Regions from separate parts of the Mus musculus genome. Here all the other regions are linked to region 1. Evidence: chromatin loops called from intact Hi-C (ENCODE). Cell type or tissue: left cerebral cortex. All regions are shown on one strand. Region 1 holds the start of Clstn2 (calsyntenin 2). Region 2 has its middle 18 kb from the start of 4930579K19Rik. Region 3 overlaps Nmnat3 (nicotinamide nucleotide adenylyltransferase 3). Region 4 has its middle 52 kb from the start of Nmnat3. Region 5 overlaps Clstn2 (calsyntenin 2). Region 6 overlaps Clstn2 (calsyntenin 2). Region 7 has its middle 91 kb from the start of Clstn2.

What was found. A loop is a pair of places that touch in the nucleus more often than their neighbours do. Peaks named below come from ENCODE experiments on the same cell type or tissue, not always from the same donor. Only the 100,000 strongest peaks of a DNase experiment are listed, where the experiment ranks them.
Region 2: a loop joins it to region 1, with 3 times the contacts of the local background. A loop is called at or near these places in 11 of 42 quality-filtered maps.
Region 3: it touches region 1 in a loop (4-fold over the local background); 3 of 42 quality-filtered maps call a loop at or near these places.
Region 4: it touches region 1 in a loop (3-fold over the local background); 7 of 42 quality-filtered maps call a loop at or near these places.
Region 5: a loop joins it to region 1, with 2.8 times the contacts of the local background. A loop is called at or near these places in 2 of 42 quality-filtered maps.
Region 6: it touches region 1 in a loop (2.7-fold over the local background); 2 of 42 quality-filtered maps call a loop at or near these places.
Region 7: a loop joins it to region 1, with 2.2 times the contacts of the local background. A loop is called at or near these places in 3 of 42 quality-filtered maps.

Annotation. Positions count from the first base shown.
Region 1 is chr9:98,029,418-98,033,417 of GRCm38, reverse strand. It overlaps Clstn2 (calsyntenin 2), which reads left to right and starts at 251. Exons shown (of 18, transcript NM_022319.2): 1 at 251-557. The coding sequence starts at 443. In left cerebral cortex, CTCF peaks have their summits at 511 (motif pointing left) and 2,489 (motif pointing right); DNase peaks (open chromatin) are centred at 965, 1,401, 1,640, 2,515 and 1 more place; H3K4me3 peaks cover 2,884 bases; H3K27ac peaks cover 2,199 bases.
Region 2 is chr9:98,543,328-98,547,327 of GRCm38, reverse strand. No RefSeq gene overlaps it. Among named protein-coding and RNA genes, the nearest start is that of 4930579K19Rik, 18 kb to the left of the region's middle. In left cerebral cortex, no CTCF peak of the experiment used is centred here; no DNase peak of the experiment used is centred here.
Region 3 is chr9:98,385,873-98,389,872 of GRCm38, reverse strand. All of the region lies in intron 2 of Nmnat3 (nicotinamide nucleotide adenylyltransferase 3), which reads right to left. Among named protein-coding and RNA genes, the nearest start is that of Rbp1, 35 kb to the left of the region's middle. In left cerebral cortex, no CTCF peak of the experiment used is centred here; DNase peaks (open chromatin) are centred at 1,069, 1,374 and 1,797; H3K27ac peaks cover 1,604 bases.
Region 4 is chr9:98,242,467-98,246,466 of GRCm38, reverse strand. No RefSeq gene overlaps it. Among named protein-coding and RNA genes, the nearest start is that of Nmnat3, 52 kb to the left of the region's middle. In left cerebral cortex, a CTCF peak has its summit at 2,046 (motif pointing right); a DNase peak (open chromatin) is centred at 2,050.
Region 5 is chr9:97,881,603-97,885,602 of GRCm38, reverse strand. All of the region lies in intron 1 of Clstn2 (calsyntenin 2), which reads left to right. Among named protein-coding and RNA genes, the nearest start is that of 4921534H16Rik, 120 kb to the left of the region's middle. In left cerebral cortex, no CTCF peak of the experiment used is centred here; a DNase peak (open chromatin) is centred at 2,056.
Region 6 is chr9:97,771,789-97,775,788 of GRCm38, reverse strand. All of the region lies in intron 2 of Clstn2 (calsyntenin 2), which reads left to right. Among named protein-coding and RNA genes, the nearest start is that of 4921534H16Rik, 230 kb to the left of the region's middle. In left cerebral cortex, no CTCF peak of the experiment used is centred here; a DNase peak (open chromatin) is centred at 1,685.
Region 7 is chr9:98,121,932-98,125,931 of GRCm38, reverse strand. No RefSeq gene overlaps it. Among named protein-coding and RNA genes, the nearest start is that of Clstn2, 91 kb to the right of the region's middle. In left cerebral cortex, a CTCF peak has its summit at 2,338; DNase peaks (open chromatin) are centred at 1,283 and 1,674.

The sequences.
Region 1 (4,000 bases):
TTCCACCCGCCGGAACCGGCGCCTGACCGAGTCGGATCACGCGAGCGAGCGGCATAGGGGATGGCTGTGGAAAGTTGGGGGCCGGAGCTGCGAGGCGGGGGAGCGCGCAACCCCGCGCCGATGTCCGCGTCTCATGAATATGCACGAGCCACCTCCCTCCCTCCGTGACGTCACGGGCCGTCCCGGGGTGAGCGCTGGAGCCGCTCCGGGTCCGCGCCAGTGAGTGCTGCTGTTGCGGGAGAGCGAGCGACGCGGCGAAGGGCAGCGGAGGCGGTGAGTGAGGGCGGCGGCGGCGGCTCCAGAAGCGCACCCGGCAGCTCCAGGGAGGCGGCGCGGCAGGCACCGGCGGACACCAGCGGACGCCAGCGGACACCGGCAGGCGAGGCCGGCGCGAGCGGTAGGAGGCGGCGGCTGCAGCTCGGTGGCGGCTCAGGCGGCGAGGATGCTGCCGGGGAGGCTGTGCTTGGTGCCGCTCCTGCTGGCGCTGGGCGTAGGGAGCGGCGGCGGCAGTGGAGACGGCGGAGACAGCCGGCGGCGCCGCCTCCTCGTGGCGAAAGGTGGGTGCTGGGGAAGTTTGTTCCTCTTCTGGAAGGAAGCAGGGCGGGCTCGAGGGTGCAGACCCTGGACTTACTCGTCTAACACCCGCCCTTTCTTGTGGCAGCTTCGGCTTCTGCGCGCACCGTCCTCGAAGTGTGCGCCCTAAACTGTGGACCCAAGAGGTTCTCCAGCCCAACCTCTGGGCGGGGTCCAGGCGCCAAGGAGAAGGGGAGGTCTATGGAGTATAGAGAACTTTGGGGGCCCTGTGTGCTGGGGTGGGAGCATCGCGGGGCTTGGCTCAGGGATGCTTTGAGCAAGGCAGGACATGGGCGCTGTAGCGGGGGCTGGGGAGTGGGTGAAGCAGGTGTCTGTCTGCTTCTGCTTTGGGGGCAAGAACCAGGGGCGTCTTCAAAGCAGCGAGACGAGCTGGACTGGCACTCCAGCTTGAGGATGGCGTGGGAACTTGTAGGCTCCTGAAAGCCTTGCCCGCACCCAGGCGCTCCTCCTGCTCCTCCGCAGCGCGGGCTCTGGCTCCCCTGGGAACTCACGCCCTCAAGATGGGCAGAGTCCGGAAGAAGCGCGGGATGTGATGGTTGCTACTGCGGCTCACACTCTGCTTTTCTTCGGAGGACCGAGCCTCCGAGCCTAGAGCTCCTCTCTGGTCTTTATAGTTGATCTTGACCTCTCTAATCCTCTAAGATTCTCCTGAACGCTGGCGTTATCAGGGGAACCTGAAGCCCGCAAGCCCCAGACTTTGACAGCTGTCTGGGAGCGCTGGGAGAAGCGCAGGTTGGGGAGCCTGCATCTGGAGGGCGGGTCTGGAACAGAAGGTCACGCGGTAGCCAAAAGCTGGGAAGCATCGCAGGAGCCCAATTGGGGTGGATGATGGTGGGCTCAGGGAGACTGTAGCAGATTGCAGGATGGAGCGTTTGGCTTAAGTGGTAACTTGTTGATTCTCTGCACTGTTGACGAGGAGGGCGTGCTTTTGATTTCTGCCAGGTGAACGGGTGACATATGGTCCTTGGAATTCTGTCTGGCGATATTTTGAAAACAGAGTTTTTGTCCTTGTTGGAAAAAGATTCCCAAGTAGAGACAGCTTGATTTAGAGGTTTGTTGGCTGAGCTGGTATGAAAAGCACAGCAGCCTGGATCTCTCCGGAGACAGGGCAATTGGGGAAGCAGGCCATTCCATTTGCCTTGTCTGGACTTTGAGAGCGGCCTCTCCTGACATTTGCAAGTGATAAATTTGGGAAAAGAGGTGCTCCTATTCTTTTTAATCTATTGATTTCTGGTGACATAAAATGGAAAAGATTTTATGCACAGGTGTCTTTCTAACACGTACCTCTCCTCTTCCTCAAGGAGTTTCTTTTTCCCTTTCTTTCTTTCTTCCTTTCTTTCTTTCTTTCTTTCTTCCTTTTTTCTTTCTTTCTTTTTTTCTTTTTTTGAGAAGACAGAAAAATTCATCATGAAAATGTCTTTTTAAAAGTGGTATGGTAAAAGGTTGTCTGTATGAAGGGACCAATGTACTATGCTGTTGCTGTTGTTCTGGTGAAAATAAGGATAGAAACCGAGCGTCCGAACAGTCTGTTCTTCCAGTACGGACACTTTGACAGGTAGGCAGATTTCATCCTTTCAGGGGAGCTCACGGTGAGTAAGGATTAGAGAAGGAGTAATTTGGGAAGAGAGCCCCTCCTGTAACACCTTGCTGAGTTTGCCAAGAATGGGAAATGAGAGGAGAGGGAGAGAACAAAAAGCCACAACAAATGCAGGCTTCCACAGGTCTAGATTATGTAAATAATTGTATATAAAATAATTTAAATCCGTAATTTTCTTCCCTTAGAATATATCCATTTCACATTTAAAGCTATTTGTCATTCTACTCTAAAAGTTTTATTGGCCTTGAGAATAGGAGCTACTCTGGATTCTCCTTGTCTTTCCCCTTCAAGCCACAAGGGGGCTGCAAAGAGCACCATTTATTTATTTATTTATTTATTTATTTAATTTATTTATTTCGAAACAAGGACTATTTGGTCACAACAGACACATTTATTATAACAGTTTATTTAACATTTACAGGTCAGACTTTCTTTATTTCAGTGCACTTGAAGTTTACATTTCTAAATTGTACAACCCCTGAGGACTATTTGGGAGGAACAATAAAACTGAGTTTTGCACGTAACACACACTGCCTCTGATAGCGCTGTTTTGTAAGGCTTCTATCATTTCTATTCCCATCGTTAAAAAGGAGAAGACTCAGGAGGGCCCTTGAGAGAGACTGAACAGAGAGACAGCTGTCTTTCTCAGTGCACTTCCGAGTTCACGGGTAGAAAGAAGACAACCAGGAGTGTGCATGACGATGCCTTAGCTGAGGGGTACAGACCTTGTGAGTTGGACACACCCTCTAAATAACTTTTTACAGGTGTTCTGCTGGTCTCAAATTCCTGTGAGGTGGCACATCTGAATACCAGTGTGTTCTGCTTTTGCATTTCTTACTTCTTGCTGCAGGGGACCTAGAAGCTAACTCCTGACCACTGCTGGGGTTTTCCACCTAAGGTTGAGCTTCCAGTGCAGCCATGTTCCAGAAGCAGACATGAATAAAGTAGCCGGGCAGTTAAAACTGCTTCCTCATCTTCCTATGCTTAGGATACACATAAAAACAAGCCCTTCTTGGATTCCTATACACACACACACACACACACACACACACACACACACACACTATGAACAATGCTTGGGAATTATTCTAGAGAAAGGCACAATGTATCAGAGAAAGACGATGAGCTCCAGAAGTCACCTGAAGGTTTATGTTACGTTTAATAAAATGCCAGTGACCTTATAACCTCAAGGACTCAGTATGCATTCTCTTCCTAGGTGCCAGACTGCAGGGATAGAGATCGCTCAGCACAGCCCTTGCGTATAGAGCATCAGTTACTACAGGCTCACCTGGTGAGCACGTACGTAAAGCAGGCCTGTGTGTGAGGCAGAAATCAGAAGTTGCTTGTACCTGTGGGAACCAGTGTTCTTGATCAAGGAAGCCGCACTATCCTTTCATCCACAGACTGAAAACCACTTTTGAGGACTGCACAATATTGCATATGGCAGCCCCTGCCCTAAAGGGTGATGTGCACTCCTGCAGGGAATTGTCCTCAATCATCTTGGGCAAGTAGCACGTGGCTCTTAAAGGGGCCATAAAGTTGCCGCTGCAGCTCAAACACAAGGGCCCAACATATTTCTCAGCATCGAACTAGAGTTTACTCTCACCTGCAGTTGTCCCTAGTCACCTCTGCTCTTATGGTCAGCTTTATTATCATTATCACCCAAGTGTGGTCACAAGGGGGCATGATCTTCTCTAGGAACCTTCCTGGGATGGCCCCTCCTAGCAAGTCATGCCTATGTTTCCTTGCCTGATCGCAGACTGATCTGTGGGTGTTCAGGGCTTCTCTGTATTGCTTGGGCTGGCCTTG
Region 2 (4,000 bases), 510 kb before region 1:
TAGAGAAGCTCTAAAAGCAAAAGGACCCCTTATTTACTGTAGATGCATTTTTGGGGCTACTTTATTGAGTTCTTATAACTATCATCCTTCTCCACCCTTATTCCACCCTGATCCTTCCAACCCCCTACTACTAGGTAGGAGAAAAAGAAGGTTAGAGGGGGAAGGGGACATAGACCTCTCTAGACTACTTCCTGCTGATTAGGGATGTCGAGTTCTTAGGGGCAAGCACAGTCTTTGTGGTTAGGATACTGCTAACCAGCAATCCAGCAATCCAGCAATCCAGCAATCCAGCAATCCAGCAATCGCAACGGCGGTGGCAGTGGTGGTGGCGGTAGTGGTAGCAACAGCAGTAGGCACTGCAGGCCCTCTCATATAGCTTTCTCCAGATTCCCCAGAATTCCAAACATAAATTATCTGCAGCCGGCAAAAATCACACCCCTCCTGGAGCATGAAACAAATCATAGTTAGTGGCTGTGAACAATCTGAAGCAGCCCCATATCCCACACCTGGTATTAAAACAAAAACATAAATCACATAACATAACGATTTTTAAAGAAACCAAAATTCTCACTATGCTTTACCTCTGCAGTACCAGTAAAGTCAACACAGGGAACAGCAATGGTGCACCCCTAGCTATCCCAGCCAGGGGATATCCCAGCCAGGAACAGCCCAATGGTAAGCTTTAACTCCGACCTTTGCCTAGTGGTAATGAGAAACTCTTCCACTTGGTACTGAGGGGTTAATGGAGGTTGAGTGGGGAACCTGGAGTCCTCTCTGCACATGCCAACAGTGAGATACCCTTCCACCTTGTCCCTGCCTGTCACTAGTGCAGTGTGTGAGGAAGTCAGAACAGAATGCGCAAATAAATTAACACAGTACCCAGAATGTCCAGGTGCCAACAGAAAATCACTCATCGGTGGTTTTTCAAGAGCTAGAAAACAGATGTCAACATTAAGATGTGAGAAACTTTAAAATTATAAGACAGATATTTCAAAGCAGTCACCATAAAAATGTTCAATAGGCAATGTTGAGTATATTATAAATACAAGCAGGAAGCCTCAAAAAGCTAAAAATATATCAGAAAAGAAATAAAAGCTTGAAGAATCTAATGAAAAAGTTATGTTAAAAACTTCATAACTGAGCAGGGAGGGCAGCACTTGGGAGGCAGAGGCAGGTGGAGCTCTGCAAGTTTGAGGCCCGCCTGATCTACAGAGTGAGTTCCAGGACAGCCAGGGCTATCCTTGTCTGAGAAAAAACCTTGTCTCAGAAAACCAAGAACCAAACCCAAACAACTGAAAACCAAGTCACAGCCCCACCCCCAAACCCATAACTGACATAAGAAAGCTCAAATATGAGAAGGGATAGCAAAGCTGATGGCACAGGGACATCACTGAATCTAAGCACTACAGAGAAGGCAGACTGAAACCACAAGAGACAGAGCTTCATGGACCTCTGGGATTTATGGCAACTCTAACATTTATATCCTTGGAGTCCTGAAAAGAGAAGAAAATTAGATCAAGGCTCAAAACCCAAAAACCAAAACAGAAAAAGCAAAACCAACCAAACAAAAAGTCCAAAGTTTGTTTTCCCGTCACAGTCAATTCAAGCTAGCAACAATTAACAGGAAGGTATCAGGAAAGCCTATATATGCTTGAAAACTCAGCAGTGCACATTGAAACAGCAAGTGACAAAGAAAGCCATGGGTGGTGGTGGGGGGGACGTTGAATAACAGTGGCAAAATAGCATGCCACAATCCCTAGTGTGCAGCTAACACAGCACTGAGAGGTGACCTGGCAGCAGTCAAGGAGTGCGTTGGCAAAGGAGAAACAGCTCAAGTGAATAATCTAAGCTCTGCCCTGAGGAGAGCAAACAAAACCCAAGACCAGCAGAGGGGAGGAAATCCTAAGAATGAACACCAAGCAATGGGGAACAGAGAGCAGAGGAAACTGTTGAGACAAAGGCCCCATTCTTGGGAAAGCTAAGCAAGATGGACAAAACCCACAAGCTACCAACATTAGAACCAAGCAAGGGTGGTGACTACCGACCACAGAGTTACCATGAGGAAAATAACAACCCGATGTGTGCAGAGGGGTTTTGTGTGTGTGTGTGTGTGTGTGTGTGTGTGTGATGCTTGATGTTGGAGTCATCAAATATTCTATCAGAACTCACCCAGTACGAAGGAGTCTGAAAAGGTTCACTTTAAGGTAAATGAGTTCATAATTTGAAAATGTCCTCCAGTCTCTAGTCCCAAATGCTTTCCCTGCATAACCACACCCAAATATTTAAAGAATACCAATTCTGCACACTCTCTCCCAGAAAAGATGATAATGCCCCGCTCCATTTTGTGAAGCCAAGTACTTCTTCAATGACAAAGCCAAACAAGGAGATCACAGAAATAAAACAGGAAGCTGTACGTCAATATATCTCATAAAGCCAAACACAGAACCTATCAACAAAATTTTAGCCAGAGAACCTGACAGTTAACAAGAGGGAAAACGGGGCTGGAAAGATGGATCAGTGGCTTCCAGAACATTCTGCTCTTCTAGAAGACCTGAATTTGGTTCCAGCACCTAAAGAAAGGAGGACTGCTCACAATCACCTGTAAGTCCAGCTCCGGAGGACCCAGTGCCCTCTTCTGGACGCCTCAGGCACCTGCACTCACATCACACATTGCCCCCCCCCCCAAACATATATAGCACAACAGGAGGATTTGTATTACACATAATCTTAAAAGTAAATGCTTTAAAAAGAAAATAAAATGAAACACACACTGTAGCCAGGGAGAGTTTGATTCCATAAATGAAGGGCTATTTCAAGATTTAGAAACCAAACAGTGTAATTCAATCCAACAGATCAATAAAGTCAAGCCAATGTGTGTGTATGAGAGAGAGAGAGAGAGAGAGAGAGAGAGAGAGAGAGAGAGAGAGAGAGATCTGTGTGTGTAACTCCATATGCTTATGTGGGCTAGAGGAGGATATTAGGTGTTCTGCTCTGTTGCTCTTCACCTTATTCCGGAAAGACAAGAGCCTCTTACTGAACCTGAAGCTTATGCATGGCCACACCCCCCACAAGTGCCAGGGTTATGCGTGGCCACACCCCTAATTGGTGCCAGTGTTATGCACAACCACATCTGTTTCAATATGTGGCTGAGTCATCTCCTCTGTCCCACGCAACTAATTTTGATAAAAGTTCAAAGATACACTATTCAGGGGAACAATTCTGTTTGTTTGTTTGTTTGTTTGAAACAGAGCCTCACTATGTCTCCCTTGCTGACCTGGAACTCCAGGCTGGCCTTGAACCTACAAAGATCCAGCTGCCTCTGACACTCAAGTGCTGCTGGGATTAAAGGCATGGTTCTCAACCTGTGGGTCTCGACCCCTTTGGGAGTCAAACAACCTTTTCACAGGAGTCATATATCCCGCATATCAGATATTTACATTGCAATTTATAACAGTAGCAACAAAAATAATTTTATGGTATGGGGGTCATCACAACAGGAGAAACTATATTGAAGGGTCACAGCATTAGGAAGGTTGAGAACCACTGGATTAAAGGCAAGGGTGACCACCCAGCTATTCCAGCCTCTTTAACAAACAGCAGGGGACAGTAGGTTAGGAAAAAGAGTATCAGTCTGTCCTACAATGTGGACAGCCATGAACTCAAAATGGGTCATGGGCTTAACTATAATCCAAGTAAGCCACACAATTTTATAAAACAGAGAGAGAGAAAAAAAAAAGAGGAATTCTTCAGATTAGGGCCAAGGAGTTCTTAGATTTGATACTAAAAGCACAGCCCATTAAAGAAAATATTAAGTTGAGCCTCCTCTGGTTAATAGCCTGTCAAGGACGGTGTTATTAAGATAGAGGCATGAGCCTCAACAAGACCTGAGCGAGGTCAACACCGAGAGACCTGCTAAAGAAGCAGGGGAATGTCATGGAGCCTCAATCCTAGAAGAAGAACTACACTCAACTAAGGAATGCCAGAGGGACAACTTGTTATC
Region 3 (4,000 bases), 360 kb before region 1:
TGACATCTGTAAGCAGTGGGTCCATGCTATATATCACAGTAAGCTGCTTACTTTGGTGGCTACAGATGTTTAATAGCTCACCATTTTAGCTTTAAAAGTGAAGCTTGAAAGATGTTCTCATTGTGCTAGTGGATGCTCCAAAGAGTGTAGCCTTCTCCTGGAAACTAGAAGCTCCCAAATGCATTTTCTATCCCAGGACAACTTGGATGCCTTGATCCCTCCACCCTGGACTCTGATGTTCCACGGTCTGGAGGACGGAAGGAAGCAGCTGAGAATGAGGGAGTAGCATTCAGCTTCTGGTTCCAGAAGTGGCTCCTGAAACTCCTTGCAATGCAAGCATGTGCGAAGGTGAGTGCTCTTGCTGCAAAGGGCCAGGCTTGTTGATGGACAACCCAAGCTAGTATCTAAGCACAGGATTTTCCTAGAGTCCAGAGAGTAGCAGGAAGAGGAGGGCACAGAAAGAAAGAGGAAAGGCCCTTTCTGGGCTGTAGTACACTGGGAAACAGGAGCAGAGAAGAACCAGGAAGGGTTTGTGGTTCCTTGAGTACCACATGAGTCACAACGTGGCCATGCTCTGGTACCTTTCAGCCAGGAGCCATGTTGGTGATGAGGCTGGGTGATATGCTGGTTGGCTTGATGTTGATACAGACACAGGTATGTGTGGGAAGAGGAAATCTCAACTGTACAACTACCTCCATCAAACTGGCCTGTAGGCAACTCTGTAGGGCATTTTCTTGATTAATGATCAGTTTGGAGCCCAGTTTACTGTGGGTCGTACCACTCCAGGGTTAGATGGTCCTGGGGTGTATAAGAAAGCAACTCAGGAGAAGCAAACTAGTAAGCAGTATTCTTCTGTGGCCTCTGCTTCAGTTCCTGCCTCCGGATTCCTGCTCTGAGTTCCAGTCTTGGCTTCCCTTGATGATGGCCTGTAGTCTACAAACCAAGCAAACCCTGCCCTTCCCAAGCTGCTTTTGGTTTATAACACAGAGACAGAAACCTAACTAGGACAGATGGGACAGATGGGTACAGCTAAGGGACACAGCTAAGTCTGGAAGCTGTAGGGCTGACAGTCTCCTGTTTTGCTGTCCTGATGGAATTCTGCGAGAAAGGCATCTCACACTAGCCCACGCCAGTGTGAACGAACAGCAGAGCAGAACTGGAGGGTACTATGTGTAGGCAGTGTGCCTCAGAAAACACCTCTCCCTCGGCTTCAGGGGGCCTCGGGGGGGAGGAGGGGGAGAGTCACAAATTCCCAAGGTTCTTTGGAAAATGGTGGCAAAGGAGGTTAAGAACGAGCAGTCAGAGGGTACAGAGTTCAGGGACCATGGTGAGCCCAGGCTCAGCATCTGGGACGCAGCCTGAGCCAAGAGATGCTGGGAAGCTTCAATAGTGTAGGCAGAGCAGACAGAAGCTCACACCTGTGATCTTGGGAAGAGAGGACCGGGTGCATCTTTTTAGGGCCAGAATGAAGATGCTTAAGCTGCTCTTGGAGCTGACCTGTAATAGACTTGGCTTAAAATTAGAACTTTTTCTTCAACACGTGTGAAGCATTAAAGAAAGCAAAGTACGTTACATCCCTGCACATCTGTGTTCCATTTTCTTTCTATTTTCCTGTTAAGAAGAAATGGGGCCTAGGAGGACTCTCTGGGGGCAATCTACATACATTTGATCTTCCCTGTTAATCTCCCATTTATAGGAAAGCAGGGCAGGAGGACAAAGCCACACTTGCCACTCTGCTGGTTGTCCTGGACAGTCAGGTGTCCTTTCTGATGGGGTAGCTCATTTGATAGCAGGTCACACATAGAGAAATCAATGCTCTTTTATAGCAGCCGGGAGAGAACAGTCAATCAAAATAACACTTTGAGCTAAGGCTGCTTCACGCCTTCCAAATGGGCCACGAGTCTGAGCTATTTTCCTTCCATGCTGTTCTTGGCTGCAACCACAGTGCAGCCTGCCATGTGAACTGTCCCTTGCTCTTCCAATCCACTCAAGGACCTCTCCTGTGACCCTCCTGCTGCTCACCCTCCCTTCCATTATAGCCCGTGTATGATTTCATCAGTCTGCCCTTGTCTTTCCCCCAAGAAACTGAGAGCCCCTAAAGGACACGGGATTGTTATTTCTTCCTGGGTAACATCCGTAAGTATTAGGTTTTACCGACCTCATCTTGGGGCTGTTGAAGCAATTCAGGGCTGTGAATTTAGCGTGGCAGATAGGGTTCCTTGTTTCCTTCCACTCCCTCTGGAAATGAGTAAGATGGAAAAGGGGGGAATAAGATAAAGTTGAGATCACAGGCAGGGGTGATGGTGGTGGGGTGTGAAAGAGAAAGCAATAGTTAAGCAAAGCCAATCTGGAGCACCGAGGGATGGTAAGAGACCGGCCAGAGCCAGTGGGCAGCAGATGCAATAGAAAGTAAGTTATAAGGCCAGCCAAAGCCCGGAGTGAACTGGGACATGGAGAAGTAGTCAACTCTACGGGCTGGGGCTCAATGAAGGGAGAAGGCAGGACCAGTTGAGAGTTTTTCTAAGGAACCTTAGCCATCCCAGTGCCTAGCTTAAATCTCCCACCCTGGCAGGCAACACATGAGCTTTCTGACTAGGTTGGACCAGAGAGAACTATGACTCCTGAAGTGGGGGAAAGAAACACCTAGACAAGAGCATCTGAGTTTGTCTTCCAGAATACAGAGTAGTGGTGTCTCTGCGGGGAAGGGATCCAGATTCCCAGGGCATTTCCTCATATTTGAAGACCCTGCACTTACAAAGCCATCAGTGCAGTTTTGACACCACTTCACACATGTGCCTGACCCGCAACTATGCCTGGAAGGCTGCTATGGTTTAGCTATGGGTTGAGCACATCTTCCCAAAGGCTCATGTGTTGATAGCGTGCTGTGTGTGTCTCACTGGCGAGTGTGGCTCACACTAAGGGGAGGGGCCTCCTGAGCTAATTAGTTCCCAGTTTGAAGGGATTGATGCTTCATGCAATGAGTAATTATCAAGAGAGCTGTTATGAGACCAGCTCTTCCCTGTCTCCAGTTTTCATTTCTGTCATGTGACCTCTTATATGTCATGTGTCAGAGCATGCATGAGGCCTTTATTAGAAGACCAACAATTTGTGCTTCCAGACTCCAAAACTGTAACAACTCAGCCTCTGGCAATTTTGATATTACAACTGATAACGGGTTAAGCATAAGAGAAGATGGATTTGGGAAGGAGTCTTACCATGAAAGACGGAGACTAAAACAGCCGTCGGGAGAAAACGGTCTTTGGAAGTTACAGACAATGCAGAGAGAAACAGAGAATTAAAGAAAAAAGAAATCTTCCAGGAGAAACAAGATGGTGCAGTAAAGAGTAAAGGCACTTGCCATGAAGGCGGACAACCTGAATCCTATACTCAGGGCCTCCATCACGGAAGAAAAGAGCTGATGCTGGCAGGTTGTCCTCTACCCTTACACCACCATACACACTTGCAACGCACATGCACACATCCCTACACCTTTGCCATTGGGCAGTCTGAGCTTTCTGATGGAGAAGCTTCACCCTGGAACCTCAGCGTGTTTTTTATATACAACTGAACAGGGAGGTGGGATTTATGGTATACTTATTCAGCAAGGAGACAGGTTTAGTTAATCTTGGTAGGAGCAGCCTCTAGGTTATAAACATCTGGGGGATGTGGGGCGGAGGGGGGCAGCCATAGTGAACATTTTCTACACACAATATCACCATCTGCACATGAACCTAAGGACGGCTTTGTCTTCCCTATGAGCCTCATCCAGGGAAAGCTTTGCCACTCCCATGGGGCCTGAGGTACTGGGGTCTTGACATAGCAGTGCTCATGTCAGTAGTATACATTCACTCAGGACCTAGCTAGCTCACTACAACACACAAATTAAATAGATGTTAAGAAGATTACAGTAATATTGTCAGGGACTATATCCTATCCAAGAACTAGGAATGAGAGCTCCTTTTAAAGAAACAAGACACAGCTCTTAGAGATTAAAAGCTAC
Region 4 (4,000 bases), 210 kb before region 1:
GAGAGAGAGTTACTGATTTACATTCACTTTTCAAGTGTCATGAAATTTCAACCTTCGGCCAACTTCACCTTGAAACCATAAAGTTAAAGCTTTCCTGGAAAGAAAGCTTCCATCTCGAGCCAGTTGCAAATGAAATGATGCATCTCACTAACTTTTGCAACCCTTTGATGGGAAAGGGAAGCCAAGACCCCTAATTCTAATCATATTCCTATGAAAGGCTCTTACAAATATGGCTGAAAAGGATACCGTTTAATTTTATTGAGCACCCTACAAAAGTCTTTGTCCATTCTACACCCTTTCTTGGCTGCCTCATCCAACAGGTCTCTACCTGATTAACTGACTCTCTATCTGTCTGCTACCACCCACTTCCCACTGCCCACCCCCATAGTTCTTCCCTCAGAAGATTCTCAGCCCAAGTCTCCTCCTCCATCTTCCATTAGTAGTTCTGGTCCTGTTCCTGGGTCTCATAGCAACATTTCTAGCATCAAGTCCTTGTCCCTTACCAGGTGGACAAGGTAAACAGGAAGAGCCACAGTTGTGCCAGTAAATCAGGCATGTCAGTGTATGTGGAGGGAAACTGGGGACCCCAGGAATAGTGGGTTCCTGGGGGTCCCTTTTCAACAGAACCTGATCCTACAAATTGCTATCTGAGTAATAGATTTTTTTTATTTTGAAAATATTAGCGCAGCTTTCTTACATGTCACAGCTACAAGCTGCTTCCTTGAACTTGAGAGGTGGCATGGAGTAGAACCAGGAAGGGGATCTTAGATGGCCCAGGAAAGACCACTGGGACACATGTCACTCTCATCTATCACATGAGTGCAAATTGCATTCGGTCTGAAACCTTGCTCTTAGAAACAAATGGCAGGGATTATTGTTTGGATAACACTAAACAATCAACCAGATGTTTCCAAATCTCCTGCCTCAAGGTCCAGGCTATTGTGATGTTTACATTTCATCTTACCAGGTCCTGTGGATCTGAATAAATGCATTCTGGAGAAGTTTTGAACAAACACTGAAGATGCCAGAAACCCTGGCTGTTGGCCCAGACAGAGCCCAGCAGAGGTGGGGTTTGTGCTGGATCCACACGGTTGTTTCCTTATTAAATTCAAACATTCGTTGAGGACATTGAAGTGAATTTTTTACCAAAATCCAAACCAGACTTGAAATTGGAAAAATAATAAGACAGGTATATTTTTGATAATACTGTAGCTTTTGGGGTACTCTTTAGGGCTTTAAATAGGGATTATTGAGAAAGCGCTGCAGAGTCTACTGAGAATTCATTCCATTCCTGGTTTCTTGAGCTCCTGTTCCCAAGGGTCAGTGGGCAGCAAGCTATAATTACCCTGCAAGTGGTTTTAATGAAACAGGAGGGAATTCTGAAATCTGAGGTTGGACAGAATAGGCGCCCATCTTCACTTGGGTGTGGTTCACAAATCAAGCTATCTCTAGATGAAAACAGTCTTGAGAATTTCGGAGAGATGAGATTTCCTGAAGATGGAAATAGATGTTAACTATTTTAAACAGCATGTAACCCTGACCCTAAAGACCCCCTCTTCCCCACCTGTCCACTCTTTATGTGCTTAGGCTTCTGAGACAGAGATATCAAGGGTGTTTTCCATGTTACTTGGGCAAGCTTCTCTGTGAGGAAACATTCTGAGTCTAACAGGCGTCCTCCCTTTATCTGTCTCTGTCTCCACCTCTGCCTCTCTGTGTGTCTCTCTCTGTCTGTTTCTCTCTCTGTCTTCTTCTTTGTGTCTGTCTGCCCGTCTTTCTGTCTGTCTGTCTCTCTGTGGTGTGTGTTAGACAGGAAGTGTGTTTGCGGAGGTGGCACTCATGTGATCACTCTAATCAAAACCATCCCCAGGTCCCCTCAGCCTCTTGACTCTCCTACAATGAGACTGATCAGATTAACTTTGTCACTGGGGCTCTAGGAAGAGATGGCAGAGCAAACAGATATTGTAGCCTGGCTTTCTAGTCTGCAGTGCCCTCCCGTAGGCCTGCTCCATCTGGAACTGACACTGGCCAGGCTGCATTTTCCCCAGAACCAGCAGAGGGAGCAGGGAACAGAAGCCAAGCTCCTCCAAAGGCCTCAGATGGAGCATTAGCAATTCTGCTCCCCATCTGTTTCTGTCTGATTCTGATATCAAACAAGTAAGGAAGGCCCCTCCTTAAATCTGTAGGTGGATTTATGTCCTGATCAGAGGACTTCAGTCTCCCTTGGACTCCACACTTCGAGTAGTGATCTTCCTACAAAATTCCTGTGAAGAACAATCTGGTGCCCAGGTCCTTATTGTGAGTCCCCCACATAACGAAGACATCTAGGGAGGAAGGTGACCTCTCAAGACAGTGACTATTGATGGGAATGGTTTCAAGGACCAATCTGAACAGAGCCAGGTGGGAGAGACTCGGGTGCTTACCAGAAGAATAAGTTAGATAATAGGATGGACCTTTTGGCTGTTAAGGGGAGCCAGCATGGGGAGGGCTTGTGAAAATGCTAGAGAGAAAAATCTCCTTTTTATGGTCATCTGCTTTCTTTCTGGTTATGGTATAATCTATAGTGGAGATGTACAGTGGACACAAATTGTAAGCACATTGTTGAGGCTACTGACTGAGGGACACCCACATGTGGCCACCCAGACCAAGACACTGAGCATTTCTAGCTAAGCCCCAACTTCCTTTGTGTCACTTCCCAGCTAGAATCCAGTGTCCCCAGGCCATTACCATTCTGACTTCTGCCACTGTTGATGTTTTGCCAGCTGCTGAATTCATTGGCATGCTCACTTTTGAGTTTGGCTGTCAGTGTTGTGTTGAGTACTAATGGCTCCTTCTTTCTTGATGCTGGATAGCACGCCACAGTGCAGGGCAAGTGGAGGGGGCCACCAGCCAGAAGAATTGGTAACATTGAAGCAAGTCAAAAACCCCAGTAAATCTCATAACTGAGAACGCCAGGCCTTGGAATCAGCTCCCAGCCAGGTTCTGCCTGTCCTGGAACACATAACCACAACACTCCACCAAGAGGACCTTGCCAACTGGTCACGTAACAAAAAAACCTAGAGTTCTCCATGCTAATGAGGTATCTAGATAGGTGGTTAGTCAATGAGCTTCCCTTCCTGGGCATTCCTTCCTGCAAAGTGTATTTAATCCCTGCTTCACCCTGAGTAAGATGTATGCATTCGCATCTGCCATCAAATAAAACAGTTTGGACAAGCAAGGACCTTCTCCTTCATCAAGGATAGCCACAGGGGGAGGCCTTTGTCATAAAGAGCTGCACATAATCTTCCACAGAAGGCCTTCTCTCTTCCAGCCACTCAATGCTTTCTGTACTCACTCAGAGCCAAACCAGACTCTGCCCCATCCCAGACTCAGCCATCCCGCTTCTTGCCTGGCACATACGGGAAACAATTTTTCCTCCTACAAACAGTGAGGGCTTGTGTTACATCTTTCTATTTAAAGGTCACAGTCCTCCATGTCTGGACAGCTCTTGAGCTCAGTACAAGATGGAAGACTGCCTTTTTTGGGGGGAATGAGGGTACTTCCTCTTCTCTGCTTGATCTTGGGAGCCTGACCCCAATATTCTCTACCTGCAGAATGTCACTTTAGCCTTGGTGAGGTCACAGGTTCAGCTTCCTTTCTCCCAATTAGAATCTGTTCAGCAAACGCTTGGAATTCCTGAAATGGCTCTCCATGCAAATGAGGCACTCTTCTATTCCCTAAGCTGTGGGCAATGATACTTATCCGCCATGGAAATCCCTAGCTGATTCTTCCAATCTCTACGGCTCTTGAACCTGGAATGAAGTCCAGCTGCCTCTCTGAAGCTGATCCTGGTAGTCCATCATTTTTGCCCCTACTCATGGGACCATCTGAACCTGGTCCTTGAACTCTGCTCCCATTTTTTTTTTTTTTTTTTTTTTTTTTGTGGGCCAGTGGCCAATGGTCCCTGGGGAGAAGGGAGGACACAAGGTTGTGCTGGAGAACTTTGAGGCTAGCACCCTTTGGC
Region 5 (4,000 bases), 150 kb after region 1:
TAGACTGTACTCAGGCATCCTTTCACCCCTTCTGACTTCCCTAAGACATCTATGTGGAGTCTTTTGGCATAGTCCCTTGCTAAAATAGTGTTATAACTTGGATGTATCTTTATATATTCATTTTTGTCTCAGTTTCAAACACATACCTAAAGGTGCATGCAGTCTGAGTGACTAGCCATGCTCATAACCGCCCCCCCCCCTTCTGCTCCAATGACATCCTTCTATTTCCTCTGCTGGAATAAGTATGTCCCATTTCCAGGCTTGTTAAAACCTGTTATGTCTTAGATGAATTGTTAATGTCCTCATGGTAAACCTTTTGACTGCTGGCTGTTGGAGAGAGGTATTTTTAGAAGCACTGAAGCTTCTTGGACTCCTTAGTCATAGCTTTGCCACATGCTCATTTGGTTTTCTTGAGGATTTCAACATTTCATGACCCCTTCTCAAGTTTGTAACTACAGTTCAGAGCAATCGAATGTGGGCATAAGTTTGTACTCAGTATTTGACATAGACAGGGATCAACCATGGTGCAACATGATGAACTTGTTTGAAACCAGTGGAGAGATAGCTAGAAGAGCTGGATGAATTAGTATAAATTCAAGGATGGCCAGATAAAGAAATGCTAGCATAAAACTAGGCTTTCCCAGGCAGTAACTTCTGGCCATTCATAAATATCCAGATGGTTGCTGTGTGCCTTTATTTTCCTCTTCAAACCATTGACTGTTCTTTGTACCTCTGGTCTCCCATAACCCTGGCAGCCTTCATTCATGAGTACGCACACTTTCAGAAACTGAACCTACAGCTTGTTCCAAGTGGTACATGTGGAGTTGTATTTTCTGTGAAGGGCTTTTGTCCACTGGCTTGTCTCTTTTAGCCTAGGAATATCACATGGTTCTGGTGGTCACACTGCCAGTGAGGCATTTGTGGACTGGACACAGTTAGGGACAATAAAGGGAAGAAGAACATTATATCTATGTACCCTAAGCTTAGCAATATGTGTGTGTGTATATATATACACATACATTCACATATACATACATACATATATACATATGTGTGTATGTATATATATATACACACACATATAACATTTTCTCTGTCTTTTCTTCTTTATGTAGTTCACTCTGATCTTCTGCCTCTATTCAATAGGCATCAAATATGAGCTCTTCATACTTATATTTTTATGTGACATATAAACTGGATATCAGTGCGAGTCATTCTTCAGTGCCTCCAGAAGCCTCTTAGGATAGAAGGGTAACAAGTTCTCCTGATCTGGGAATGTAGATACTTCTTAACACTATACAGTACCAGATTAAAGATGGGTCACATCCAAGTGAACCAGGATCCCAGCTTTCTCCTTGTCTGTCTTATGGCAAATTTAACACATGCTCATTTCTCATCTGCCCTCCTGGGATGCAGCAACACATGTTTGCAATGTCACTACCTCATGAAAGAGAGGCAGGTGCGTGGGACAGAATTGAGGTTGTGGCCATTTTAAATGAGTACATATTTACCAGCATAAGCAAGTAGACAAAGTACTGGGAAGAACATGGAGAGATTGGCTTGTTTTCTGGCAGAGCTCCTAATGAGCTCTTTGAGTTCTGATAAATCATTTATCCTGTAGGTTGTTTGCTAAGGTGAGATACAGAGGTATGTATGGAAATATATGGATTCATATATGTTGCACCTGCCTGACAAAAATCCATTTTCTTATAGTAGTATATGTCTATTTACATTTAAGCATATATAATAAGCATGTGATATATGTTTATATAACATATATTTCTTATAGTAACTATGTGTGCTGGAAACCAAGTCCTCAGGTGTAATGTGTTGTACAAGATACTCTGGTACAGGATACTGCCTACTGCTGAATTTGAGCAAATTCTAAGACAACATGTTCTCAGAGCTTTAGGGGGGAAGGTAAAGATATTTTTTTCTGAGCATCTGCTTGAAAGTACTTTTCAGCATCAGCAACAGGCATTTTTTACTCCTGTTTCTCACTGGCAGTAACAAGGAATGCAGCTCCCCCTGAGAAATCTCACTTACTTTGAATTGGGACTCAACCAACTTGTGTGGGTGTAGGTAAGTGTGGATGTGTGCACCTGCGCTCAAGCTTGTGTCTATAGAAATAAATGGAGTGTATATGATTCATGAATTTTGTTCCTAGCGTGTGCAACTGCATCTCCTGTTTGCCACTGAAACATTTCCAAAGAGAGGTAGAACTTGCCTTGCCTTATCAGATACTTTGGATTCTCGCTGTTTCTCTACACTGGTACAGCTGAAGGTTGATTTTGTTTGAAGATGTATGCATTATTCACCCAGGGTCTCTGTAGAGACTTATTCCCTCCCTTAGAAGAGACATCAACAAACAGATTGGTATCATTGCTACTGCATTGCTGGGATGGAAGGTGGTAAGTTGGACTGTTTTGTTCTCTTTGCAACATGGAGTTCTTCCAAATGAAAGACTTCACTGCCTCTCAGATACACTCACTAGCCATGCTGAAATTCTTCCTTATTTTAGTCATATGTGCATGAAGCTGTGGATATAAGCTTAGTTTTTTAAACCACACAAGGGCTATCACTCTGGATGTTCTTCTCCCAATTCTACTCTCATGGGGAAGCAGAGAGGGGCCCACTGGACAATGCCTACTTCTCTTGAGACTCCAGTTTATCTGTAGGTAACTTTATATATCCAAAGAGTAGATACAACTTCTTATTTATAGCATGCTGCAGGAATTCATTGGTGAGATTCAATGTCTTCTTTTATCCATCTGTTCCATCAGTAGCTTTGCTGCTTCTCATGCCTCTCTCCATGGCTGCCCCCAGGATATGATACAGGTCCCACAAAATACATGCAGTCAGGGTAGGCCTAAAGCCTGAGAGTTGGACCCTAAAGACTCCTGGGATGTGTAGCTTTGTAAGGCTTTCAACTAGGATCAAATGTTGGATGGAGTTGTATGTTTTAGAATTGTTATTTGGCTCTTGGTGCAAGCTCATGGTCAACTTTGTTGCTCACCATCAGCTAAAATACAGATCACGTGAGACAACTCAGATGGACAATCTCCAGATGGAGATTTGACTCACTGCTGATAAGTGTGAAGTTTTTAACAGATTTATATTGAGGCTTCTTATCTACCTAATTCATAAGAATATCACATCCCATTATTATCTTATGGCCATTTGGCTATATTGTAGTGATACAAATAGAAAAGAGGTCTTCTCTGCTGTGGTAATGCCAAAAGATAAGTCTGGAACATCTTCATGTCTATCTTGAAAAGAATGTTGAGGCTTTGTGTCTGTTCTGTGACCATGTTAATCAGCAGTGTCTGTGATGAGAAAGGGATAAGAGCACATGGTGCTGTGCATAGATCAGAATTTATCAAGTCAACTCTACAGCTTAGACTTTTCATGGTGGTCCCAGGAAAAACATTTCAGCCTTCTGTGTCTCTCTTCACCTTTATAGTGACAGTGTCTACCCAGAGTGCTTTGGTTTTTATTTCCTGAACCATCCAATGTACATTATCCACATGAATAGTACCCTGCACATTGGAGTGAAATATGAAGTCTCATTGCTACTGTAATTAATCATTAATACATACCTCTTGTCTTCCGGCCAATGAAGTTGCTAAAGCTCATGACATATATCTGTCACTGTTCAGGTCATTGGGATTACCGGGTTGTTCTCTAGGTGCCTGTAAACTATCTCTTTAAGGTGTTTGCTACAGTTTCCCTTGGAGCCCCTGCAACTTAACAGATGTGTATTCAGGGAGCCGCGCTTTTTAAATGCTTCAAAATTAATGTTTCTACTGCTTCCTTGATCAAAAGACATCACTCTCATTGTGTCATTTCACAGCTATCCTGGGACCACATTCAAGTAGTTACTTAACATGACACACACCCCTAAGAACTTCTAATTCATTGCCTCACTTCTTTCATGCAACAGCCTTTCCCCCAACCCCAGACTGGCACTGTGGTCAATTGGATTTTTTAAAAATAAGAG
Region 6 (4,000 bases), 260 kb after region 1:
TTTTTCCATTGGTTTCAGAGGACTTAGAGAACTGCTGAACCATTAGAAAGCCTCCATCTTAGCTTCTGGGTTACGGCCTCAAAATGGAGCAGAAAGTCTCAACAGGGGGAGGGAGGAAAGGAGGGAGGGAGTAAGGAAGAGAGAGAGAGAGAGAGAGAGAGAGAGAGAGAGAGAGAGAGAGAGAGAGCCTAAATTGAGAAGTGAGCATGTGCCTGTCACTGTCGCCTAGCCATATACTGTTTCCAAGTTTCTTACTCAATCTATGAAATAACAATGCTTTAAATATCATCAACATATGCATTGTAAAAGAATGTACATCATGCATCTAAAAGCATCAGGAAGTATTTCTTATCCCAGTGTCATAGGTTGCACTTCTTTTTCTCCCCTAGTTCTGAGAAGTTGTGGTTTCTTTCAGTCTTATTAGGGCATGTATAATTTGAATTAAAATTTTAATTTAATTTGGATTTTAAAAAGAGCATTTTTCCCAATGACTCAATTGAGTTTGCTAAATAGTATTAAGTTCCTAGCTTTATTGGTGTTTAGAATGTCTTCTATAGCCTAGGGTGGCCTGGAACTTAACATGCTGCCCAGGTTGGCCTGAAAGGCCCAGTGATCCTGCCTTAGCCTCTTGAGGGTAAGGACTGCAGCCATGGACTCTCTGGTCTCAGAGTGCCTGTCCTCCCCACTTACAGCTTCCTTTCGGTGCATAACTCTCTTTTAGGTCTTATCCTGCCTTCTGCTAAGCCTTCTATCTTCTTCCTTCCCATCAGAGATGACATGTCACTTGTATGTACCTTGATAGGACTTTGATAATACTTGGAAACCACTTGTTCAGATAGTGTTTTCTTCTCCCACTTTTAACCACTGGTTCTAACTGCTCAATAAGCAGCAAGGACCAAGAGCAGAAAGCCTGAGCTTGTTGCTTGAGATGAGCATCCTTGCCCCTCAGAAAGGTTCACTCAGGTTGCAAATGAACCGAAGAGACTCCCAGGAGCACTGAGGTGTCATCTTAATCTATGTGGGGACCTCAGGAGATGGTTTAGTGCCAAACAGTTCTTTAAACAGTCTTTGGAAGATGACTGAGCTATGTGTTCAAGTGAAGGAAAATGGGGAAAGGGGCACAGAAGGGAACAACCTACCTCCAGTTTGCTTTCTATGTGGGATTTGTGGGAAGGTACAAGAATTACAGTTAGGGAAGGGCAATGTGATACAAAGGCAGATCCACTGCCTAGAAGAAATTCTCACTGGGGAGTTGGGGAATATTTTAAGGAGCTTAACTGAAATGAAAACATGGCAAATCAGATTGGCATATGTTAGCCACTGCACAGCAACTCTGACGAATTAAGCTTTGATGGTTCAGTTACTGATCATCTATTATAAGGTATTTAGTGAGCACCTACTGCATACTAACCTTTCCTCTATAAACTCAGTCAGTGGGCCAAGCAGTGTTCTCTATGCTTGTGATGCTTAACTTTCTACAGGGCTAAGAGTGAGGCACAGACAGTAAATAATCAACATAGCCAACAAGTGAATGATGGAGTTGATTCAATAAAAAGTGAAACAGGGAAATGCCCTGGAAGATAGCATGAGGAGGGGAGCTTGGGAGAGTCAGGGTAGACCTGACTTGCAGTTGGCAGGGATCTGGCACGCAGATGGCGAAGGGGTGTAACTGTGTCTGCTGAGTGGAATGTCCCCAGTAGGGAGGCTGTCAGTGAAAAAGCCTGGCGCTTTGGAAGCAGCTGTGTGTCATAGCTGTGTGGGGCAGGGAGGAGAGTCATGGACATAGCAAAAGCTTGGCTTTGCTTTGGAGAGAGGTGGTTACAGAGGCAAAGCAGAGGACTAGCATCTCCCCCTTATATTCTGATCAGAGCTCTCTGTTTACTATGATAAGAACAAATTGTGGGAGACCAGGGTGGCATCAGAGAGGCCATGGAGAAACTTCTTCAGCGATATAGAGTGATTGTGGCTTAGGTCAACAGGAGAGATGATTGTTCCAGGCAGAGTGAACAAAATATTCTTATACAGTCTGTCTCATGTCTAAAACTACTCCATGGTGTTGGACCTAAATAGCTGAGGTTTAAAGGAAGTTACAAGGATACAGGTTCATGAAGGATGAAGACCCTTTCACCTTAGGATGCCCCCTTTGCTGTGATTTCTGGATCCCTAGCACCATAGTAGAAAAGTAAAATGAGCAGTTGGGTATGTCAGTCTGGAGCTGGTGGGGAGATCTTCTTGGGAGGGCAATTTAGGATTATTAATGTGCAGCTAGTCTCTAAAGCCATGGACATTTATCTGTCTAAGGGAAGAGATGGGAGAAGTGATGAAACTCAAGAAACAATGGCTGCTGTGACATGAAACCCAGAGAGTCAGGTGTTTGGAAGCAATGGGAAGAGGAGAAGGATCACCCAAAACTAGTAAGAGTACCAGGTCCTCTCTATCCTGGGCACTAACTGGGAGTGAATATGACTGAGTTCTAGAGTCATATGACTCCAGTCATATGACTGAGTTCTGGAAGAAAAAACTAATGTAGGTGAACCCAGACTTAGCCATAAATTTTCCAGTACTCTTGGAGTAGTGGAGGATCCACTAAGGGTAATCTTATGGTGGCCTGATCTGACCCCACAGTGACCACACAGAGCAGCATCCTTTCAAGTTAAGAAATAGAATTCCATTTTATAAATTATTATGATTTGTTTTTACAAGAGTTAGGGGACCCTGAAAAAGATAAGGATTGGTCCAAAGCTGCTGATATGTAGATAATGACTGTGTAAAGGACCATTGGATTTAGCCACCCAGATCTCAATTATGGCTTTAAAAAGTAGTTTCAGGGGCACAGTGAACAAAAATATGACTGGAATTAGTTCCACAGAAAATAGGAGATGTAGCGGAAGATGCTTTGGGACCAGTTATCTTCTAAGGATCGAGACTGTGGAGAACAAAGAGAAGGGTATTTGCTGATGGGAGAGAAAAACCAAGAGAAGGTGTGAGGTCTGCTGTTTGTATTTTTAAGATAGGAGAAGTAGGCACAGTGTGCCATTCATTGGTGGGAATTACTAGCTCCTTTCCTGAGACCACCATGTAATTTGGCTCCTGGCCCATGCCGAGGCTGCTCACCTGGGATAGTTATTTGTTTCCGCCTGAATGGCAAATGATATCATTTTGAAAGGCCTCCTGGTGCCTGATTGATTTGTTAGGGAGCCTGACAGCCTTAATGGACTTTTCTGACAAGACAATGGCTTCTCCAGGCAGTGCTTGTCTTGGAGAGATTCCAGGCTGGTAATGAATGGTGTTATGCGTAAAGATGGAGGGGAAAGAGGAAGAAGAAGGCAGGAGTGCAGAGATTTTACTTAATGTAGGTCCTGGAAAATGGGAAGAAGATAAACCACACATTTATACTCTATTTTATTGGCAGATAGTAAAGGGTGGAACAAGGGCAAAGAGACAAATGTCTTTTAAGATATTGATTAGCAGGAGGCAGCTAAGACCACCCAAAGATGTACTACTATCTTACAATTAATCTCCTGGACCACCCATTTTCCTTTTGATTTCTTTTTTTTCAAGGAAAGTCATCCTTTGGGTTATAAGGTGGAATGTCAGAAGGGTTCAACTTTCAGTTGATGCTCTACCATTTTCTATCTCTGATGTTTTCAGATATCTAAGTTCTCTTTCTGGGATATAGAAAGAGTGATGTATGTATGAAGTAGCAACTGACAGATAGAAGGCACATGCAGGGGTCAGCTGATATTATCTTGATTATCCAAGATGAGGTGATTCCCTCGAATCATACTGTTCCTTTGTTCCATTTTGGACAAAGTTCCTGAACCCTTTCTGTGCCTTGTCCCTCCATCTTAAAGCCAGATGGCTACCACATAATAGCTTCTCAGTGGATTAACTGTTAGGATCATTTGTATATGTGTGTATACTATGCTTCATGCCCTTATGTAATAACATCTAAATGAATTAAATGTTAGAATTATTTGCATGTATATGTGAACTTTTG
Region 7 (4,000 bases), 93 kb before region 1:
ACAGGCTCCATAGATACAGCTGAAGGTTAGAACCACAAACCTCTGGGTCTGAGCTGAAGATGATAAGGGAGAGAGCACCAAGGCATCCATACTAGTCCTATAAGGCTGGAAAGCACCAGTCTCAGAGGACAGTAGGATAGCCTTTAGAGCTGAGCCTGGCAGAAGGCACAGAGGCACCAAGAGGTAAACAGAAGCCAGAAGGCAGCCTGGCCACGGCAAGAAATGAGGCTGGGACAGTGGGACCCGGGATTGTTAAATATTAAAACTTGACGATAGCTCTTCCATATTCTCTCAACCTTCGTTTTGTAACTCATGACCTTAACTTGACCTATTCCTTGTCCTGACAAAAACGACTTATTGTTGTACTTTGTCACAGAGCCTCATGGATTTGGAGATTCCCTAGACCCCTTGCCTCTAGACCCAGCCTATCAGCTTAAAGGTCAGACAGCCCTGCTTTGTTCTAGATGGCCTCCATGTTGTAATTGTTGCAAATGCACCTGTTCATGGTTTTCCCCACATAAGAACTGGTTCTGAGGACTGCCTGTGGTCGCAGATTTGAATCTCGACTCTTGGCCATGTTCCTGATTAATCAGTCTTGGAGCTCGAGTACAATAAACCATCGATGCCTGACTGAGATTGGTGTCTGAGTGGTTTGGGTGGCTATTCTTGGACCCTGTGGTATAGAGGTGGTGCTCTGCAGAGCAAGAGCAGATGCTGAACCTCCTTGAGTTCCTCTAGACAAGGCAAGCAAAGTAGAGGAAGAAAATTGTCCTAACAGACAAAGCCTGAACAGGAAGCTGAGCGGCCTGGGTGAATCTGGAGGTATCTGGGTGGCCAGGATGTATCTGTGCATGTAGATGGTCACAGAGGAAAGTGGGCCTGTGAAAAAAGATGATCCCTACATAGGCAGTATGGACATGTCTCACTTCTAAGGGGAGGGGCAGGGGACACTGGTAACAGAAATAGATCCCATGTTGCAGAAGGCTCAAAAGAGACATGTGGATTCGAAGGTTTAACAAATAGAGGTTGGGCTCGGTTAAGATGGAAGTCAAGTAAGATGGATGGGCCTAGAATTACACCTGGGAAGACACCAGTTAGTTTTACTGGTGATGCTGGTGAGCCTGAAACATGGAATATTCTCCTTCTGTGTCTCACATCTGTTTTCTCTGTCTCCTTGCCTCAGATGTCACCAGGCATCTGCTGTACGCCATAGCTAGCAGTAGAAACATGGGATCCGAGAATATACTGTTGCTGTGCTAAGTTTGGTGGGTTTAGGGCTGGGGCTGGGATATTCTTGTACATCCTGACTTTCAGATTTTACAAAGCAGGACCATGCTATTCCCTTGGGGCAGGATAAATATGACTTCCTCCTGCTTCAGGAGACACACCCACTTGGGGTAGATAACATGGAAGACAGGAGAACAGTTGTTCCAACAAGACACTCCTCAGAGGAGCTGGGACCCCTCTGTGGGAAGGTAATCTTTAGGGCAAGCATTGGTTTCTTTGAGTTTAATTTGTGAAAGGAAGGGAGCTCTGGTTTTAAGCTTTGATTTCTCCTCTGGAAATCAACAATGGGGTGGGGGAGGAGGGGCTCCACTGGATTTAGGTTTGGGTATTTTGGGTGACAGGCGCACTGTGTAGATAGATATTTTTGTACTGCCATGTGGTGTTTGCACTACAGCTTCCTCAGCTGAGATATACTTGACTCTATGGCTTGAAATCCGAGATGGTAAATACAATCTGGATGAATTTTTGACCCAGGGTTCAGCGGGGGGACTTGGTACGATATTCCTGAATATATTATTCTGGCCATTTCAGGGGCTTCTGGAGGTAACAGCTGAGCCAGCCACTCATACTTTGGGACCAAAGAGAGGCCTGTCTGGCAATGGGGAGGACAGAACCTCCCTGCTGGGCTCCATCTCTTAAAAGGACCTTAGGTTTGGCAGGTTAGCCTAATCAGACAAATGGAGAACAGCAGTTGGAATCAGGACACACCCCCCACCCCCCATCCCTCCTGATCTGTCTGCTGTTTCTGCAGAGCACAGCCTTCTACTTGTGTGCACTTGCTGGCTTAGTCTTCCTGAGCACAGTGGGTTACTAACGCTTAGAATGTCACAGGGAAGTGAACAAGAAACACGAATAACACTGCTCACACACAGCCCGTCAAACTATAGGGTGCTTCTTTGTGTTTGAGAGTGATGGTTTGGCTGGGCAGGCACTGTGGCGTAGGGGTGGGTGGGTAGATTTATCTGTGCAAAGACAGGTGTGCGCCTCTTACCTTTTGTGGGATGTTTGGTGGGTGGAGCAGAGCTGGGCTCCAGTTCCCCTTGTTCCTCCAGGGGGTGCTTTTGTTCAGCTCATGACCTTGCACAGCTGCTCCAAACACCCTGTGTCATTCTCTTCAGGGCAGAGAATAGCTACTTCTGGAATGGTGAACCGTGACCTCTACTCCCTCAGATCAGTTTTCGAGGATTTGTGGTCTCAAGTGGAGGGAGAGTAGTGAAGGGCAGTTCCCTCTTAGGCCTTTCACGTTCAAGAGCTTTTGGGCTTTAGGGTTATTGGGTATCTGTGAGATATGACTGAAATATCCTCTGGTATCTTGAGTATGTCTTGTGCCTGCCAGAGTCTTAGAGGACAGGGAGAGTAAGAGATGGCTTACCATGTGCCTAAGTCTTAACAAAAATGACAATTCATAATATTTTTTCTTTAAACAATAACAATATAAGGGCTCGTATAAATGAAAACTCATCCCTTTAGGTCGGCTGCCTATAGACCTTCTCCTCTCTGTTCCCTGAGAGCCGATCCCCCAGCTCAGTTTGTTCCTTGTGCTGTAACAGAACACAAGCTGCAGTCTTCCCTTAACCTTGCTCATAGCCCTGTGGCTCCCCCACAGACTAGTGCTTCCTAATGCTGTGACCCTTTAATACAGTTCCTCATATTGTGGTGACACCCCCAACTATAAAATTGTTTTCATTGCTACGTCATAACTAATTTTGCTGTTATGAGTTATAATGTAAATATTGATGTCTTTTGATGGTCTTAGGCAACCCCTATGAAAGGGTTATTCCAGGACTAAAGGGGGTGGTGACCCAGAAGTTGAGAACAGCTGCCATAGACCATCCCCCTCCTGCTCTCCCCAAAACTTGTTCCTTTGTCCCAGCCCTCAATTCCAGCAGGCATCTCCTGCTAATCTGAGGGCAGCTCTTCCCAGAGCAACAAGTAGGCCAAAGGCAGATCAGTACCTCTTCTATTGCTCCTGAGATCCAGTCCCCCCAGTCCCATACCAGGCTCTGTAACTGGAAAACTGCCGTGGTCTCCCTTTCCCCTCTGACCCCCACTCCCAATGGATCACAAAGACCTTCTCCTCCATCCTCCCTTCCTCCAGTTCACCTCAATTACCTAGCCTCCAACACCAGGAACTACAGGAGGTTACCAACTAAACAAGCCAGGAGGAAAACAAGCAACACACAGCCAACATGCTCTCCAGAACTCCAGAGTGGAAACGGAAACCAAGAAACAAAACAACCTCAGTTAGGGTTTCTATTGCTGTAACAAAACTCCATGACCAAAAAGCAAGTTAGGAAAGGGTTTATTGGACCTACACTTCCACATTGTAGTCTATCAATTGAAAGAAGCCAGAGCAAGAACTTGAGGGCAGGAACCTGGAGGCAGGAACTGATGCAGAGGCTGTGGAAGAGTGCTGCTTACTAGCTTGCTCCATATGGCTTGCTCAGTCTGCTTTCATATAGATTTCAGGCCCACAAGCCCAGGGATGGCACCATCCAGGATGACCTGGGCCCTCCCACACCAATCACTAACTAAGAAAATGCCCTACAGGCTGGTCCACTGTCTGATTTTATGGAGACAATTTCTTAACTGAGGTTCCCTCCTCTCAAATGACTGTATTTTGTGTCAAATTGACTTGAGTCTAGCCAGTTCACCACCCAACAAAGACAAATCCAGAAATCAACACCTGGACCTGTGTAATCATCCTACACTC